Regions from separate parts of the Homo sapiens genome. Here all the other regions are linked to region 3. A link is a contact called in ENCODE Hi-C or POLR2A ChIA-PET data. All regions are on one chromosome and are shown on one strand. Each heading gives the region's core, a stretch centred on a gene start or an enhancer-like site at or near the end of the contact. The rest is flanking DNA. Distances are from core to core; before and after follow the strand shown.

Evidence for each region. A loop is a pair of places that touch in the nucleus more often than their neighbours do. ChIA-PET counts read pairs that join two places held with the same protein, here RNA polymerase II (POLR2A). Pooled maps may share reads with other maps.
Region 1: a loop to region 3 is called in a pooled map, with 1.9 times the contacts of the local background. The contact joins two enhancer-like sites. A Hi-C loop is called at or near these places in 4 of 168 maps with a recorded cell type or tissue (adrenal gland, lower leg skin, posterior vena cava and 1 more) and 5 of 50 pooled maps. POLR2A ChIA-PET finds 5 or more read pairs at or near these places in 5 of 52 experiments (BJ, CD4-positive, alpha-beta T cell, H1 and 2 more).
Region 2: a pooled map shows a loop between it and region 3 (2.0-fold over the local background). The contact joins two enhancer-like sites. A Hi-C loop is called at or near these places in 4 of 168 maps with a recorded cell type or tissue (GM18951, PC-9, aorta and 1 more) and 4 of 50 pooled maps.

What each region holds. Positions count from the first base shown.
Region 1 is chr21:43,882,846-43,885,545 of GRCh38, forward strand. All of the region lies in intron 1 of AGPAT3 (1-acylglycerol-3-phosphate O-acyltransferase 3), which reads left to right. Among named protein-coding and RNA genes, the nearest start is that of AGPAT3, 19 kb to the left of the region's middle. Within about 2 kb of position 1,291, at least 12 of the 41 ENCODE cell types and tissues checked have a DNase peak (open chromatin) inside an H3K27ac peak, as active enhancers do.
Region 2 is chr21:43,841,506-43,844,205 of GRCh38, forward strand. No RefSeq gene overlaps it. Among named protein-coding and RNA genes, the nearest start is that of AGPAT3, 22 kb to the right of the region's middle. Within about 2 kb of position 1,411, at least 3 of the 41 ENCODE cell types and tissues checked have a DNase peak (open chromatin) inside an H3K27ac peak, as active enhancers do.
Region 3 is chr21:43,955,467-43,958,166 of GRCh38, forward strand. All of the region lies in intron 2 of AGPAT3 (1-acylglycerol-3-phosphate O-acyltransferase 3), which reads left to right. Among named protein-coding and RNA genes, the nearest start is that of TRAPPC10, 55 kb to the right of the region's middle. RefSeq lists an enhancer at 696-1,196. Within about 2 kb of position 1,352, at least 3 of the 41 ENCODE cell types and tissues checked have a DNase peak (open chromatin) inside an H3K27ac peak, as active enhancers do.

The sequences.
Region 1 (2,700 bases), core at 41-2,540, 73 kb before region 3:
CCTGTTGTCTCCATCCTCAGGGGCCTGGGGCAACTGCTGGCCACCAAGCAGTGTCCAGTGTCATAGCCGCTCACTTGTCCTGTGGGGCCACCCATGAGATGCAGGATTCCTGGTCAGCCCCAACACCAGGCCCACACCTCCACGCAGGCCTGGAAGGCAGGAGAGAGCAAGCTTTCTTCTCCTTTATTTGTGAATTATCAGCACCTAGAAACTTAAGCGGGCAAATGCTGAATTGCTGGAGACTGTGAAGCTGTGATACACACAGAGTTGCTCCTTCCCTTCCTGGCTGGGGTGCTGGCCTGGGGAGCCTCCTGCCCGGGTCACTCCACTGCGCATGCTCTGTGGCTACCGTGAGACTGACCTGCCTCAGACACCCTTCTCCTTGAGCCTCAAGGGCCTCATGGCCTGGACCTCCGTGATCAGCCAGAGGAGCCCAGAGTCCATGGTGCTGTGGCCTCCTGCCCACTCTGGGACCCCAGGGAGAGGGCCTGTCCTCGCTGAGCCTCCGACACCGGTTCTGAGCCTCTTGGACAACATTTTCTCTCCAGTTTACAAGTAGGAGCCCCTTGCATAAATAAGATGGGGAAAATCCCTGCAGATGACATGGCCGGGGCCCTGGGCCCCGGGAGCCATTTCTGTTCCTTGTCACTCAGCCTGGCCAGTCCTTGAGTTTTTCCCCAGAGTGTCCTCAATAAGGAATAGCAAGCCTGGGTATTTTCTTCTGGTCAGTATTCCGTTTTTTTGTTTTGTTTTGTTTTTTGTTTTGGAGATGGAGTTTCGCTCTGTTGCCCAGGCTGGAGTACAGTGGTATAATCTCGGCTCACTGCAGCCTCTGCCTCTTGGGTTCAAGCGATTCTCCTGCCTCAGGCACCCAAGTAGCTGAGGTTACAGGTGCCCACTGCCACACCTGGCTAATTTTTGTATTTTTAGTAGAGATGGGGTTTTGCCATGTTGGCCAGGCTGGTCTCAAACTTCTGACCTCAGGCAATCCACCTGCCTTGGCCTCCCAAAGTGCTGGGATTACAGGTGAGAGCCACTGTGCCTAGCTAATTTTGTATTTTTAGTAGAGAGACGGGGTTTCTCCATGTTGGTCGGGCTGGTCTTGAACTCCTGAGCTCAAGTAATCCGCTTGCCTCAGCCTCCCAAAGTGCTGGGATTACAGGTGTGAGCCACCACGCCTGGCCAGTGTTCTGGTCTGTTTGTGATGGGTGTAAGAATCTGTCTCTTTAAAGAGGTGCCTCTGGCCAGGTGGTTACCTCTGTCACCAGAGATGAGTCACCCAGTCTCAGCTCGCAGGCCTTCCTGGACGTTCCCAGATAGTCCCCAGTGCTGGAGGCCTGTCGAAAGTGTAGCTCCACCACGCCCTTTGATCTCTTCCTCCTCTCCTCTTCCCCACCCGCTTCCCCCTCCTTCCCCCTCCTTCCCCCTCCTCCTTCCCCCTCCTCCTTCTCTCCTGCTGAGGGCATTTGGCCTCATAGATAAGCGGTTTCTAATGAGCTCACTGGTTTCCGATGGTGGGTGGGGAGTGACTCTGGGCTTTCTGTGCTGCCTCTTCGACCTCGTCCCTGTTTTCTGCTGTGCGGAGCATGGCCCTTTCCTAATCCGAAAGAGCCGCACAGTCCCTTCCAGTGCTGCCTGTGGTCTCGCCCAGCTGGCTGTGCTATTGCGGGACATGGGGCCCAGCCTCCTGCTCCTTCAGAGGCCTGGGGTGGGTGAGGCTGGGGTGCCCTGGTGCTGGATGCAGGGGTGCTGTGGTGCTGAATGCTGGGGTGCCCTGGTGCTGGACGTTGGGTGCCCAGGCACTGGATGCTGGGGTGGCCTGGTGCTGGATGCTGGGTGGCCTGGTGCTGGGTGGCCTGATGCTGGGTGCTGGGTGGTCTGGTGCTGGATGCTGGGTGGCCTGGTGCTGGGTGCTGGGTGGCCTGGTGCTGGGTACTGGGTGCTCTGGTGGTGGATGCAGAGGCAGGGCTATCTGTGGGTCTGCCCTTGGGTGTGGGGCAAGCCAGGTCAGCATATTGCAAAGCACACGTTGGGCTGCTGCTTGTGTAATTGTCTCCTTGTCTCTGCTCTCTCCCTTCTCCCACCTCACATGGGATAGATCGGAGTTAACAGTGATGCCTTTGTTTTTTGTCAAAAGCATCATACTCATGCCCCGTGGCATTCTCTTTAAGGGAAGAGCTGGTTTTACTAAAGATGTGCTTCAATGCAGTGACGTGCGGTGCTGAGCAAGGCCGGGAACCTGGCCCCTGACCTGTGTACACTGGCCGGCCGTGCTCCCCTCACCCTGCGGCTAGACCTCAAATGGCATCCCCACCTCCCTCAGCCAACTGCAGCCCCTCTGGTAGCATGGAGCTCGCAGACGCTGGGTGCAGGAGGCCTGGGCCTGGGCCAGACGGGTTCCCTGCACAGCTGCTTTTGCGTCATTGATGCAGACGCGGAGACTCACTTCTCTGCTTCGTGTGTTCCTAGTTGGTCTCCAGTTCTTGAACAAATAACTTTCAATTACAATTTTTTTTCTACTTATGATTGCCAGTTTTTCTTTTTTCTTTTTTTTTTTTTTTGAGACAGAGTCTTGCTCTGTCACCCATGCTAGAGTGCAATGGCATGATCTCAGCTCACTGCAACCTCCACCTCCCGGGTTCAAGCAATTCTCCTGTCTCAGCCTCACAGGTAGCTGTGATTACAGGCACACGCCACCAT
Region 2 (2,700 bases), core at 161-2,660, 110 kb before region 3:
GGCTGGAGTGCAGTGGCACGATCTTGGCTCACTGCAAGCTCCGCCTCCCTGGTTCACGCCATTCTCCTGCCTCAGCCTCCCGAGTAGCTGGGACTACACGTGCCCGCCACCATGCCTGGCTAATTTTTTGTATTTTCAGTAGAGACGGGGTTTCCCCTTGTTAGCCAGGATGGTCTCGATATCCTGACCTCGTGATCCACCCACCTCGGCCTCCCAAAGTGCTGGGATTACACGTGTGAGCCACCGCGCCCGCCCCAATTGAGTGTTTTTGGAATGCTGTTTTGAAAATCGATTGACCATGTATGTAAGGGTTTATTCTTGAACTCTTCATTCTACCTCATTGATCTCTATGTCCATCCTTATGCCCAGTCCCCCAACTTTCTTCTTTTTCAAGACTGGTTATTCTGGATCTTTTGTATTTTCATATAAAATTTAAGGCAAGCTTTTCAATTTTTTTTTTTTTTTTTTTTAAAAGCAGCTGGGATTTTGATAGGAATTGAGTTGAATCTGCAGATCAACCTGGAAAGTATTGCCATCTTAGTAAGTATTCCCATCAATACTTAGGAAAGTATTGCCATCAATAGTAAGTCTTCTGATCTATAAACATGGGATATGTTTCCATTGACTTAGGTCTTTAAAAATGTTCTTTCAGGCCGGGCATGTTGGCTCATGCCTGTAATCCCAGCACTTTAGGAGGCCGAGGTGAGCAGATCACTTGAGGTCAGGAGTTTGAGACCAGCCTGGCTAACATGGTGAAACCCCATCTCTACTAAAAATACAAAAAATAGCCAGGTGTGGTGGCAAATGCCTGTAATCCCAGCTACATGGAAGGCTGAGGCAGGAGAATTGCTTGAACCCGGGAGGTGGAATCTGCAGTGAGCCGAGATTGCGCCACTGCACTTCAGCCTGGGTGACAGAGCGAGACTTTGTCTCAGGAAAAAAAAAAAAAGTTCTTTCAGTTATATTTTGTAGTTTTCAGTGTGCAGATCTTGCACATCTTTTGTTAAATTTATTCCTAAGTATTTTAATCTTTGTGATGCTATTGTGAACGGTTTCCTTAATTTGACTTTCTGATTGTTCATTACTATTTGTAGAAATGCAACATATTTTTGTATATTGATTGTGTTTCCTGCAGCCTTGCTAAATTCATTTATTCATCCTAATATTTGTTGATTTTTTTTTGTGTGTGTGTGTGTGTGTGTGTGTGTGTGTGTGATCCTTATGATTTTCCATATATAAGACCATGTCATCTGTGAATAAAGATAGTGTTACTTCCTTTTTAATCCAGATGCCTTTTATTTCTTTTCCTTGCTTGGTTGTTCTGGTTTGTCTCTAGTAGAATGTTGAACAGAAGTGGTAACAACAGAGATCCTTGTCTTATTCCTAATCTTGAGGGGAAAGCATTTAGTCTTTCATTATTAAGTATGATGTTAGCTGGATTTCATAAGTACCCGTTTTCACTTCAGGTTCACTTTCAGTTTCAGGTTGAAGAAGCTTCCTTCTATTTCTAGTTTTTTTTTGTTTTACCATGAAAGGATGTTAAATTTTGTCAAATGCTTATTTATTTATTTATTTATTTATTTTTTAAGATGGAGTTTTGCTCTTGTTGCCCAGGCTGGAGTGCAATGGCGTGATCTCAGCTCACCGCAACCTCCACCTCCTGGGTTCAAATGATTCTCCTGCCTCAGCCTCTTGAGTAGCTGGGATTACAGGCATGCGCCACCATGCCCAGCTAATTTTTTGTATTTTTAATAGAGATGGGGTTTCTCCATGTTGATCAGGCTGGTCTCGAACTCCCAACCTCAGGCGATACGCCCACCTCGGCCTCCCAAAGTGCTGGGATTACAGGCGTGAGCCACCGTGCCCGGAATTTTTTTTTTTTTTTTGAGTCGGAGCCTCACTTTGTCGCCTCCTTCTGATGCCTGTAATCTCAGGCCCTGGAGTGCAGTGGTGCGATCTCGGCTCACTGTAGCCTCCACCTCCCGGGTTCAAGTGATTCTCGTGCATCAACCTCCCAAGTAGCTGGGATTACAGGCACGCACACCACCACGCCCAACTAATTTTTGTATTTTTAGTAGAGACAGGGTTTTGCCATGTTGGCCAGGCTGGTCTCCAACTTCTGGCCTCAAGCAATTCACCCACTTTGGCCTCCTAAAGTGGAGGGATTACAGGGGTAAGCCATCGCGCCTGGCCAATTTTTAAATTTTTGGGTAGAGACAGGGTCTCACTATGTTGCCAGGCTGTTCTTGAACTCCTGGGCTCAAGCGATCCTCCAGCATCAGCCTCCCAAAGCACCGGGATTACGCTGTGAACTGCCATGCCCAGCCCTGGATTTTCATATCTTGAGTCAACTTGGCATTCTTGGAATAAATCCCACTTAGTTGTGGTGTATAATTCTTTCTGTACTTTACTGGATCTGATTTGCTAGTGTTTTGTGGAGAATTTTTGTATCTATATTCATGACAGATGCTGGTTTGTATGTTTTTTTTTTTTTTTCTTTTTTCTTGTGATGTCTTTGCTTGGATTTAGCTTCGGGATAGAACTAGCCTCCTATAATGAGTTGGGAGTGTTCTCTAATTTTCTATTTTTTGGAAAAATTTGTGGAGGATTGGTATTAATTCTTTCTTAAGTGTTTGGTAGAAATTACCAATATAGTTATCTTGGCCTTGGTTTTTTTTTTTTTTGTATGTAGTTTTTAAA
Region 3 (2,700 bases), core at 102-2,601:
CACCCAGGCTGGAGTGCAGTGGTGCGATCTCAGCTCACTGCAGCCTCCTCCTCCCAGGTTCAAGCTATTTTCCTGCCTCGGCCTCCCAAAGTGCTCAGATTACAGGTGTGAGCCACCGCGCCCGGCTGAGAATCTGATTTTTAAAAATAAACGTCATGACTGGGTGCGGTGGCTCACACCTGTAATCCCAGCGCTTTGGGAGGTCGAGTTGGGCGGATTACCTGAGGTCAGGAGATCGAGGCCAGCCTGGCCAACATGGCGAAACCCCATCTCTACTAAACATACAAAAATTTGCTGGACATGGTGGTGCATACCTGTGGTCCCAGCTACTCGGGAGGCTGAGGCATGAGAATTGCTTGAACCCAGGAAGCTGCAGTGAGCCAAGATGGCACCACAGCACTCTAACCTGGGCAACAGTGAGATAATCTGTCTCAAAAAAAAAAAAAAAAATCAGATTCCTGTACTTTGCGCCGTAGCAACGGAATCAGCAGGTCTGCTGTGGAGCCCGGGCATCTGCTTCTCGGAGCATCACAGCTGATGTGCTGGCCCTCAAGCAGGCTTCTTGGGACCCTGGTTCTTCTGGGCCAGTGTGGAGTGATGTGTGCCCCTGGGTGAGGACCACCTGGTCTCCTGGGGCTCTGCTGTGTGCCAGGTGGGGGCCAGGTGATGGGCTGCAGGGCGGCCCCCACCCTGTACAACTCAGGATCTGGTCGAATATATCGTCTCTAGCTCAAGAAAGGCGTTCTGAAACAGCAAGCCTGGTCTGCCCAGCGTGTCTGAGGCTCTGCTCTAAGGGGCCCCTGCCCACCCTGGGGGGGCTGCAGTGTGTCTGGGCGAGCACTGACTTCTGAGCCTCGCTATCTGGACTGGCACTGGCTCTACTGCTGACTCCCTGTGTGGCCCCATATGATGCACGAAGCCTCTCTGTGCTTCTGTTTGCTCACCTGTCAACTGGGGCAGTGATGGCATCCTGCTGGGGTCATCTGAGAGTCTGGAATGCGTGAGAGGTGTTCAACACAGACCGTGGAACAAGTTAAGCCCATAAAAAGTGTTTTTGTTGCCCCCTTGTCTTTTCTGTCCTTTCTGTCTAGGGTATTAATTTCCTGTTGCTGCTTTAATGAATCAGCCCACAGTGTGGGGGCATCAAACAGTACAACTCCTTAACCCCACAGTGTGTGGAGTCAGCAATTCAGGAGCGACTTAGCTGGGTGCTGTGGGGTTGCAGGTGAGCTGAGGCCAGGGCTGGGCTCATCTGAAGGTTTGACCAGGGCCAGAGGGCCTGCCTCCCAGGTGGCCCCCTCAGGAGTAGGAGGTCAGCCCCTTCCGCGCAGGAAGGACCTGCCGCTCACACATCCTTGTGATGTGGCCATCCTGGGAGCAGAGCCAGGCAGAAACTGTCCTTTTTGTGACCTAGCCTTGGCAATCACGTAGCACATTTCTGCAAGGCTGTTCATCAGATGCAATGACCAAGTCCAGGCCATAGTCAGAAAGGGAAGAAGACCCCTCCACCTTTCGAGGGGAGGAGCGAAAGTGTTTCAGGCCCATTCCTAAACCATGACCAGAGCTCTTGTCCCCACGGTTTCTGGGGAGCCAAGGGCCCAGTGTCTGGGAGAGGTGACTTTTAATGCCCCATAGGTTGAGAACGTCCAAGGGTGGTGGGAGTGACACTGGCATCTGTGGCCCCCGAGTGCCATTCAAGGCAGCGCCTGCAAATCCCTGAGAGGCAGAGGGTGGGGGCCTGTATGGAGGGCGCTCTGTGGAGTCGGGACAGGGGGTTTCATGGGCGGGTGGGGTGGGCGCCCATGGAGAGCCTTGCTCTGGGTGCAAGAATGGCCACAGTGGGGGCAGCTGGCGGTGTGGAACAGGGGCCGCCCTGGGAATGTGGAAGGCCAGCTGGTGCCACTCCAGAGCCCACCCCTTTGCCCCATGGGAGTGCACTCAGTGCCCTTCCAGAGGACCAAGTCAGGGGTTGGCAGCACCGCCAGCCTGACTGCCAGGGTTTCCCCTCCACACGGGGGGTCTCGGGTTTCCCCTCCACACGGGGGGTCTCGGGTTTCCCCTCCACACGGGGGTCTCGGGTTTCCCCCTCCACACGGGGGTCTCGGGTTTCCCCCTCCACACGGGGTTTCCCCCTCCACGCGGGGGTCTCGGGTTTCCCCCTGCACACAGGGATCTCGGGTTTCCCCCTCCACACGGGGGTCTCGGGTTTCCCCCTCCACAGGGGGGTCTCGGGTTTCCCCCTCCACACGGGGGTCTCTGGTTTCCCCCTCCACACGGGGTTTCCCCTCCACACGGGGGTCTCGGGTTTCCCCCTGCACATGGGGGTCTCGGGTTTTCCCCTCCACACTGGGGTCTCGGGTTTCCCCCTCCACACGGGGGTTGTAGGGCCGCTCAGTAGGAGTGCTGCCAAGAGTGGAGGGGGGCCACCGGCTTCCCTGCTGAAACTGTGAGACGTGCGTAGAAGGAAAGGGGGAGCCGGTGGAGCCCCTGGGGAGTCGCTCCTTTTGTGCAGGAAACCAGAACAGAAATCTTTCACGCTTCAAATACGCACACGAGTGTGGGAGTGAAAAGCATTGATTCCCACACTGAGGGGTTTGTGAGGCCTCCTGGCTCTGTTTGCAGAGATTGATTGTGCAGTTTGGATCTTTTAAATGAGATACTAAATCAAATAAAAATTATGATGCCTTCACCACAAGTTAA